Linked DNA regions of Homo sapiens: region 2 is linked to region 1. Evidence: chromatin contacts called from ENCODE Hi-C or POLR2A ChIA-PET data. All regions are on one chromosome and are shown on one strand. The core of a region is the stretch at or near the end of the contact, and the rest is flanking DNA. Distances in the headings are between cores, read along the strand shown.

Region 1 (4,785 bases), core at 930-3,429:
GTAGTCCCAGCTACTTGGGAGGCTGAGGCAGGAGAATGGCGTGAACCCCAGGGGGCGGAGACTGCAGTGAGCCGAGATTGCGCCACTGCAGTCCAGCCTGGGCGACAGCGAGACTCTGTCTCAAAAAAAAAAAAAAAAAAAAAAAAAAAGAAAATATTCCCTCAACCTAATAGAGGCTATCTATTGGAAATCTACAGTTGAACCTTAAAGAACACAAATCATTTTGAATAAATAGAAAGACCTATCATTTTCCTGAAAGGATGCCTGAATATTATAAAGATTGCAATTCTTCCCAAATAATATAAACTCATTTCAATCACAATAAAAATTCAAAGATTTCTCTTTTTAGTTGGAATTGTCAAATTGATTCTCAAGTTTATATGCAAAAGAAAATGCACAAGAATAGCTGTTCGGAAACATTTGGAGAAGACAAGTAACAGACAGGGAGATTTTATCAAACAAATAAATAGTATCCGGAATGTATAATGAGCATCCACAAAACCATAAGAACAATGCAAACAACGAAACAGAAAAATTGACAAAATAAATAGGCTATTTACAGAAAACGAAATACAGGTAGCTAATAAACATATATAAAAATGTCCAGTCTCAGGAAATTGCAAATTCAAATCAGGGCTCGTTTGTTTGGGTGTTTAGCCATTGGATTAGAAACAACAGGAAGAATTGTTAAATACATTATATTCCATCCACTTAAGGAAAAAGATATGTTAAATAATTGTATTCCATCCATTTAAGAAAAAAGATAGCTCTCTATCAAATATAGCAAACACACAAAGAAGAACATGTACCTGTAAACTCTAAGTGTGTGTACATAAGAAAAAAGTCAGTGCATCTAGACATGCCAGTGCCCAGCCTAGACACACTGGGCTGTTAACCCAGGCCCAGTGGGGCAGAAGGGTGGGCCAGGCACAGTGCCTTGTACAATTTGCTCAGGACACTAGTATGTTATTGAATCTCTGGCATGAGGATCTATTAATAGATTTTTTTAAGTGCCCTAGCCAAATTCTATGTCTTCTAGAAAAATATTCTGCTTCTGTTGTTCCTTTAGAGAGCTGTTCAGCATAGAATCTAGACGTTTCCTTCTGAAACAAATCCAGTAACTATTCAACTATCAAATTTAGCATTCTGGCTGTATAGAAAAATAACAATGCTATATTAAGTTACCACTGTGAAGTAGGTGGCCAAACTGTATATGTGACATTCTTAGTTTTTCAACAAACTGAATATGCCTGAGGCACGTTTCCTGAATGCTTCTTCTTCCAACAGCCAAAGCATGATATTATCATCTACACAATTTACATTCCCAGAATGGAAGTTTGCATTCCGACAAGGGAAAAGGCTCTGAGGCCCAGGCCCCTGCCCCGCTGCATGCCATATATTTTGGGAGAGTCATCCTTTCTCAGGAACATGGTTTGCAACTATGTTCAGAGGGAATAGTATGAGTCACCTCCTCCCAGGGCTTTTCAAGAATCAATAAAATGAATTTGAAACAAACAAAGATTTGATCCAACATGAATACTGATTTTAACAACTTGTTTTGATTCCCTTGACTTTTTCCATTTCTAATTTTAGAACGGAATGAAATTATTTTTGAATGCATGTTTATGAATTTTCTGGCCACTTTCAAGCCTTTAACTATTTCACACTTTCTCTCTAAAGATCAAAGAAACTCTAGTAACGTGGAAATTCATGCTCCGAGTAGTGACAAGCCAGTGACTTTTTCTATAGAAAGGGTACAAGACTCCAATTTGAAAATCTCAAGCAGCTTTATATTCAAGCAAGTTCAATCCAATCTCTTCCTGACTCACTGTCTCATCAACATGCAAAGCTCTCGAAGAGAAATCATCTCTTACTTGCCTGAGGGAGTTCTGGCAGACGTTTTGAATGTGGATGTGGAAGTTCTTTCCTCGTCTCCATCCTGTCAAGAGCCGTGGAGCAAACAGCAGGATGAGGAAGACATGGAAGACAAAACTGATAACGCACGTCACCTCGCTGCAGCGGGAGACAGAATGTAACTTCAATTCAGCCTCTTTGGGGTTTGGGTTCTGACCAAGTAAATCGGGAATGTTGTTAACATATCAAGCCAGCCTTTATTGTTTGTCTTAACCCAAGAAAACACAAAATGACACTTACTTTGTTGCTCATTTAGGTTTTAACTTGTTGATGTCCTCCCCACAAAAATCAAACTTGAAAATGCCTGGCAGGGACCCCTGAGATCTAGGGTTTGAAATGCTCTTTTGACAAGTTAAGAGGTTAAAAAGAATTCAGGAACATACTGTAGAGTCTCATGGGGGATTTTAGAAAAAAAATATGCAAAGCATCTTTAAATATGTGGAAAATCCTTAGGAGTGAAATTGCACTGAAGTCAGATTGTTTTCCTATTGAGGTTGCATTGCTCGGCTGCAAGAGGTGGGGTGGGCACATCGTGGGGGGAGAGCAGAAGTGCCTGTTAGGGTGCTGCCAGACCTCAGTGTGGAATTCTGCTTCTCACAGTTGGCCATAATCAATCAATCAGACTCTCTCTTTCTCCTCCCTTCTCCCTCTCCCTTTCTTTCCGTGGTTGAAGGGCCCCTCTTAAATCGCTCTTGAGCCTGCATTCTAATTTGCTCTCTCTCCCACGTGAAATCCACTTCTCCCAGCTAAGCTGCGTTTTGCAGCTTTATGACGGTACTGAAAGCACTTTATTTCCACTTAAAGAGCTGCCTGTTCTATTTACCATCACTCTCGGGGTACTTAACCTCATTTAAAAGGCTAACTTTTCTCCTGCATTATAAAGTTGCTCGGGAGTCTCAAAGCCTCTTTCTCTGCCCAGCCCGCAGCCAGCCCTCTCCAGCCACCCCAGCCTCGCCCTCACCCCTCCCAGCCTCTGTTCCAAGGCCCAGGCGCGCCCGCGTGGGGCACGTGTCCCTGAACGCCCCGCCTCCGGCCAGCCTGACCGCTCAGTGCTCGGTGTCACTTCTGGCACGTCTCCACATTCCTCAAATCCCAGAGAGGACCTCGAAATAGGATAGAAAACAAGAATTTAAATAAGAAGCAACAGGGCTGCCCGCTCTGGCTGGGGAGGGCCTCGGCCCCCGCCTGCACCTGCGGCCCTTGTTTCTTGCGCGGTTTTGCAACGTCAGAGCCGTCCACACTCGCAGGCCATTTTTAGCGGCCTGTTGGAAAGGGAAGACGATGAAGTCGGGCTAAGCAGGGCAACGCCTTGCCCTCTGAGAGGCGTGGAGGGCCCTTGGGAAGCTCAGAGAGCTACGATAAAATGGCTAAACGACCTTCCTCTCCTCCAAGTCACCAAATACGAGGCAGGTGGGCACCAGATGGGCAAACTGAGCTTGGTAGAAGCTTGCGCCTTCCCCTTCGTGTCTTTGGTTGGGGGTGTTTCACTGGGGACTGGGCCCGTTAGACAGACGACAGATGCACCGCATCAGAGAGGAAAGTCACCTGTCTCGCAGGGAGGATGGCAGGATGGCTGCTGGGGCAGGCGGAGCCCACGAGGGTGGGGCCGGGAGATCCTGCTCGTTTTGCCGGGTTGGCCTCTGCCGAGCCCGGCACCCGCAGTGCAGAGAGCACCCCGGCTGGACTTCCCTGACCGCGTCCCCGGAAGGCAGGAGCCCCTTCCCACGGCGGCCCAGGCCCCGGCTCCCTTGTGCTCGCGGGATAAGCCTCTTGGATGGATGAGCGCGCCTCCTTCCTGCTCACACTCCCAGCGCAGGCCACGGCCGGAGCTGTTTGCCCTGCACACACGGGGAGGGGCGGCCAGCTCACGGTGCAGACCAGCGGGATGGGGCTTCACTGCTTGCTACCGTCTCAGTGTCCCCTCAAATCATACCTTGAAACTTACTCGCAAATGGAATGGTATTAAGACCCAGCACTTTGGGAGGCCAGGGCAGGAGGATCACTTGACCTCAGGAGTTTGAGACCAGCCTGGACAACATAGTGAGACCCCGTCTTAAAAAAAATACAAAAATTGGCCAGGCATGGTGTCGGTACCTATAGTCCCAGCTACTTGGGGGGCTGAGGTGGGAGGATCACTTGAGCCCAGGAGGTCGAGGCTGCAGTGAGTTGTGTTGGCACCACTGCATTTCGGCCTGGGGACAAAATGAAACCCTGTCTCAAAAAAAAAAAAAAAGAAAAAGAAAAAAAAAGTGGGTCCTTAGGGGTTGACTGAGTCCTAAGTGCAAGCCCTGGTGAATGGGAGGAAGGGCTTCATAGAGGCTTCCCATGGTGTTCACCCCATTGCCTGCAAGGACACAGGTTGGAGGCCCCCTGGAAGCAGACTTGCAGACAGGGAGCCTGCAGCGCCTGGGTCTTGGACTTCCCAGCCTCCAGAACTGTAAGAAAGAGACTTGTCTTTTTCATACATTACCCATCTCAGGTATTTTATTACAGCAGCACAGACGGACTAAGACACCTCTCTTCCCTCGTCTTCCAGTTTTCTGTGTGTAAATCCTCAATGGGTGTGAAGCGCAGAATGGGAAGGCAAGGTGCGCAGAATGAGCTCACTAGAGAAATCACACTTTTCTTCTCCCTTGTGGTTTCACCTGCAGTCCCTAGTCTCCTACTGATGAAGAAGGGGCCTGGCCATAAGGTGTCCTTCCACCCCTTGGTTCCCTCCATACTGTCTCCCTCTTCGACCCCTCTCCTAAATATGTTTCCAATGACACAGGAGGTTAATGCTGGCTGCCCCAGGACTGAGTGAGAGACAGATTCCTTCCATGCCCAGAGGAGCCTGGCTTCAGGGTGAAGGGTGAGCAAAGTTCCTGTTGA
Region 2 (4,792 bases), core at 1,418-3,917, 160 kb after region 1:
TTATAGATTTTTTTTTTTTTTTTTTTTTTTTTTTTGCTATTTCCTTTATTTGCTATTTGGCTGCTTGGACCAGCTAGAATTGGAAAATTGGTGTCTTTCTTCAAAGAAATTCAGTTCCCTCTCGGTTACCATACTTATGTGGTTCCTCCTCTTCTGTGCTCATTCTGGTGATTCATGAAAATAGGTAAAAGAGATGTGTTAATATTTATAGGTATATGAAAACCTGAATAGCTGTGATCAACTGAAATGAGTGCGATGGTTTCCTAAATGGAATTGGAGAAACACCCTCAGTGGCCTCTTTGAAAGAACCTTAAAAAGACACAGATACCCCAGCTTTCCCTACAGAGGCACTATTGGGAAGGGGCAAGCCCAGTATACTGGTTTGTTTTCAAACTGCTAATAAAGACATATTCAAGACTGGGTAATGTATAAAGAAAAAGAGATTTAATGGATCCACAGTTCACATGGCTGGGGAGGCCTCACAATCATGGTGGAAGGCAAAAGAGGAGAAAGGCATGTCTTACATGGAGGCAGGCAAGAGAGCATGTGCAGGGGAACTGCCCTTTATAAAACCATCGGATTGCATAAGACTTATTCACTATCACGAGAACAGCATGGGAAAAACCACTCCCATGATTCAATTATCTCCCACCACGTCCCTCCCATGACAAGTGGGGGTTATGGGAGCTACAATTCAAGATGAGATTTGGGTGGGGACACAGCCAAACCATATCACCCAGGAAAGGAGGGTTTCACCACGTGGCTGTGCCATTCTAGAACAGAGGGCCTGTTTCTCTCTACGATGCAAGTACCAGTGCCTCTGAGGATAGAAGAAAACAAATGGTTAATACCCAGGGACACTAACCAATGAAGGGGAGACAAGACATCTTTGAGTAAGAGGGCAAGATGGAGAGCACCTTCCAGCATCAGCAGCTGGGCCCTGCTCTCAGAGCTGCTTAGGGCAGCTGCTCTGAGAAAGAAATGATAGCTGCTATGATCTAAATGTTTGTGTCAATCCAAAATTCACAGGTTGAAATCCTAACCCCTAAGGTGAGGGTATGAGAAGGTGGGGCCTTTGGAAGGTGATTGGGTCACCAAGGTAGAACCCTCATGAATGGGATTTGTGCCCTTATACAAGAGGCCCAAGAGACACTGCTCACCTTTTCTGCTATGAGGGGACACAACAAGAAGATGTCTGTCTATGAGCCAGGAAGTGGGCCCTTCCCTGACACTGGATCTGCTGGCATTTTGATCTTGAACTTTCAGCCTCCAAAACTGTGAGAAATAAACTTCTGTTGTTTATAAGCCACCTACCCAGGTTATGGCATTTTGTCACAGCAGCCTGAATTGACGGAGACAACAGCTGACGCAGGTGGAGAATGCAGGCTGGTTCTTGTGCATTGTGTCTGGATAAGGCTGTGTATGCAGAAGGCATGCCAGGAGTTCCATGTGGGAAAAGCGTGGCCGCTGGGACCCCAGGCTCCTCTTCACCTCCTTCTGGTCACCTTTTCTACCCTCCCCTGGTGATTCTGTAGTAATTAAGCACCAACTGGGGAAAGTGGTAGTGGGTCTATTCTGGGACTGTGAGGAGCAGGAGAGACAGCAGCCTCACTGAGAGAGTTGGGGACAGATAGGGGATTTGCTTTCTGAAACGGGGTTCCAGAGAGGCAGCACCCCATTGTGTGATGCGCATGGATAGAGTGAGGTACAAAATCTGTTTTTTCCCTGGCTTTTTCACACTTGAATCAGTCATGAGTGGCTTGTGACAGAGGTTGCAGAGAAAAATTTAAACAACAATTTCATCCAAGGTAAAGCAAATCCCCAAATCTGTAGGATGATGGGCAAGGGACAATAGTTTAAGAAGTCCATGAAGTAGCAGCAAGGATGGAAAGGAAGAACAGTGTGCAAGCTCAAGCCCTCTGGGAGTGTGCAGCCTAGGGGATGGCCCACCCAGACACCCAAGGCCAGGGAAGGGTGCGTCCTGAGAAAGTGCCCATGTTCACGGGGTCCGTGTGAAAGGAGAGAAAGCAGCCCCTTTAAACAAACACATGACCTGCTTTGTATTGTGCTGTGTCAGCGACGACAACCCAGACGACCTGGCTTCCAGCCAGCTGTCTACGTGGGGCAGCTCCCAGCTCTCCTGCTGGGACCATCATGCCCAGAACCTGCAAAGCGGGTGCTTGGGGCCGCATGGTCATGCTGTCGGCAGAAACGCTCCAGGGCCAAGTGTGCTCTTGTTTCAAAATTTGGCTCTTAGAAAAACTATGTGACTCAGCAGGATCCAGACAGAGAAAGTCATCATTGCCCTACTTGTAGATGGGCAAGGCACAGAGGTGTTTGCCAAAGTCAATTTTGTGGGTCCATGAAAATGACCAGCAGATCTTCTCATGATTGTAGACATGCCTTAAAGGCAAAGAGTGGAGTCCCCCTCCTTAAAACTTCCTTAGGGTAATGTCTGCCACCTCTCCTCTTGTGTGTTTTGGGTGGTACTCAGGCGCACACATGGGCCCCATTTCACGGGTGAACATGGAAGAAAGGACATCTGAGGAAAGGACATGGTTACTGTGGTTGCAAAATGCCACAAGCTCAGTGGCATAAAACAACACAAATGCATCATTTCACAACTCCACCGAGAATCCAGGTCACATGGGCCCTTTGCTTAGTGTTTCACAGGCTGAAATTGTGAGGTGGCAGATCTCTGCTCCCTCGATAGCTGTGGCCTAGGGGGCACTCTCCGCTCCTAGAGCCACCCCATGGGTAATTTACAACATGCTTCTTCCTCCTTTACCCAGCCCAGCAGGAATGCCTCTGTCTGGCTTTCTCCTGTGCAGTCAGCTGGGGAAAATTCTGTGCATTTAAAGACCTCACATAATGGGATCAAACCCAGCCAGGACCGTCTCCCTGTTGCCCACCGTGGTCACAGGAATGATGTGCTGTCAAGTCCCCAGGGGACCTGTGCTTAGGGGAGGAGATTTCACAGGCAAGCACACCAGGGTTGAGGGCCTTGGGGTCCACCTTAGAATCCTGCCTACTACAGGTGCCTGATGCAGGAACAGGGTTTCAGCCATCATTCCCTCAGCTATGATGGCGCTGTTCTATCTTTTTATCCAGTATACCTGGGTTCAGCTGTTTGCACCTCCAAACATCCAATCACTGTTTTCACATTTTTGAGTTTTATGGAATGTGGACAAACTGGAGATCTTTTGTGCTCAGAAAACATTTCAAATTTCTGCACATCACCTGGCCCTGTGTTTATGTGGGGCTTTGCTCTGTCACATTCTAGAAAGCTCTGAGCCCCTGTGTCAGTTGCCGGCCCACCTGACTCATGGTCCTGCTCCTCCTCACAGCAGGGTGTGGACTCAACAGACCCAGAGTTCCCTCCTGGGACCCTCCTTGGGCCCCAGAGGTCCCCATTGTTTCTGCAAGGGTAAGGGTGGATTGACCCACAGTCTCATTTCTCAGTGATGGAGTAGGGAGAGAAGCCTGCCCCACATGGGTTTAAAGACATGATGGGAGCCCAGGCATGGTGCCTCATGCCTGTAACACCAGCACTTTGGAAGGCTGACGTGAGGATCATTTGAACCTAGGGGTTTGAGACCAGCACGGGCAATATGGTGAGACCTCATCTCTACAAAAAACAGGAAAAAATTAGCTGGGTGTGGTGCTGCACACCTGTAGTCCCCACTACTTGGGAGGGTGAGGCAGGAGGATCACTTGAGACCAGAAGGTCGAGGCTGCAGTGAGCTGTGATAGCACCACTGCACTCCTGCCTGGGTGACAGAGAGAAATCCTGTCTAATAAAAAAAAGAAAGAAAGAAAGAGAAAGAAAGGAAAGAAAGAAAGAAAGAAAGAAAGAAAGAAAGGACATTTTGAGGATTTAATATGTTTCCAACTAGTCCTTAGCCATGAGTTTTTCTCCAGCCTCTGAAAGAACACTTAATAAACACTGTATTGATTAACTATAATTTGTTCCAATTCCATAAACTATACATAGAATCAGATGTCTTTTTTTTTTTTGAGGAGTCTCACTCTGTCACCCAGTCTGGAGTACAGTGGTGTGATCTCGGTTCACTGCAACTTCCACCTGCCGAGTTCAAGCAATTCTCCTGCCTCAGCCTCCTGAGTAGCTGGGACTACTAGCACATGCCACCATGCCTGGCTAAGTTTTTGTATTTTTAGTAGAGATGGGGTTTCACCATATTGGCCAGGCTGGTCTCGATCTCCTGACCTTAAGATCCACCCACCTTGGCTTCCCAAAGTGCTGGGATTACAGGCGTGAACCACCACACCCGGCCCAGATGTCTCTCTTGTAAAAGGGAGTGCTCTGGAGCTGACATAGAAAGATTCTTCTTTTGGACTTTATGGCAGCTACGGAGTCCAACGTTTGCTATGCCAGCATACCAACTTTATCCTCAGTCTAACATTTTACCTGAAATAGATTCTTCCTCTATAATCTTATAAAGAAAATTTTATATCACTACTGAAGGCGTAGGTTTGCTATACCAGTTCTATTGTTTATAATATGCTCTAAAATAGATATACAGTTCTTAGGGTATAATATTTGTCAGTGTAACATCTGAAACATTTTGGGAAACCTTACTTTAATATGAAGAATAGATTGGTTTCAGCAAATTTCACTAGGAAAACCCCATATAGTTGTATTTCCTTTGCTATATCTAGGGCAATTTGTTTAGAAAGTATTCCAGTGAAAGTTATTCTCGTGGAAGAATAAGGTCATACTGACCTTGGGTTCCTTCCCAGCTCCTAGCATTTCCCTCCTTGCCGAGCAGAA

What was found. A loop is a pair of places that touch in the nucleus more often than their neighbours do. ChIA-PET counts read pairs that join two places held with the same protein, here RNA polymerase II (POLR2A). Pooled maps may share reads with other maps.
Region 2: a map of ascending aorta shows a loop between it and region 1 (2.8-fold over the local background). The contact joins the enhancer-like site here to the promoter of LINC00484 in region 1. A Hi-C loop is called at or near these places in 2 of 168 maps with a recorded cell type or tissue (aorta and ascending aorta) and 6 of 50 pooled maps. POLR2A ChIA-PET finds 5 or more read pairs at or near these places in 1 of 52 experiments (MCF 10A).

The regions. Positions count from the first base shown.
Region 1 is chr9:91,116,456-91,121,240 of GRCh38, reverse strand. It overlaps LINC00484 (long intergenic non-protein coding RNA 484), which reads right to left and starts at 2,179. Exons shown (of 3, transcript NR_135306.1): 1 at 2,155-2,179; 2 at 1,879-2,013. All of the region lies in intron 1 of LINC02937 (long intergenic non-protein coding RNA 2937), which reads left to right.
Region 2 is chr9:90,958,973-90,963,764 of GRCh38, reverse strand. All of the region lies in intron 1 of LOC105379829 (a long non-coding RNA gene), which reads left to right. Among named protein-coding and RNA genes, the nearest start is that of LINC02957, 36 kb to the left of the region's middle. Within about 2 kb of position 2,667, at least 2 of the 41 ENCODE cell types and tissues checked have a DNase peak (open chromatin) inside an H3K27ac peak, as active enhancers do; they include ascending aorta, where a contact is called at or near this core.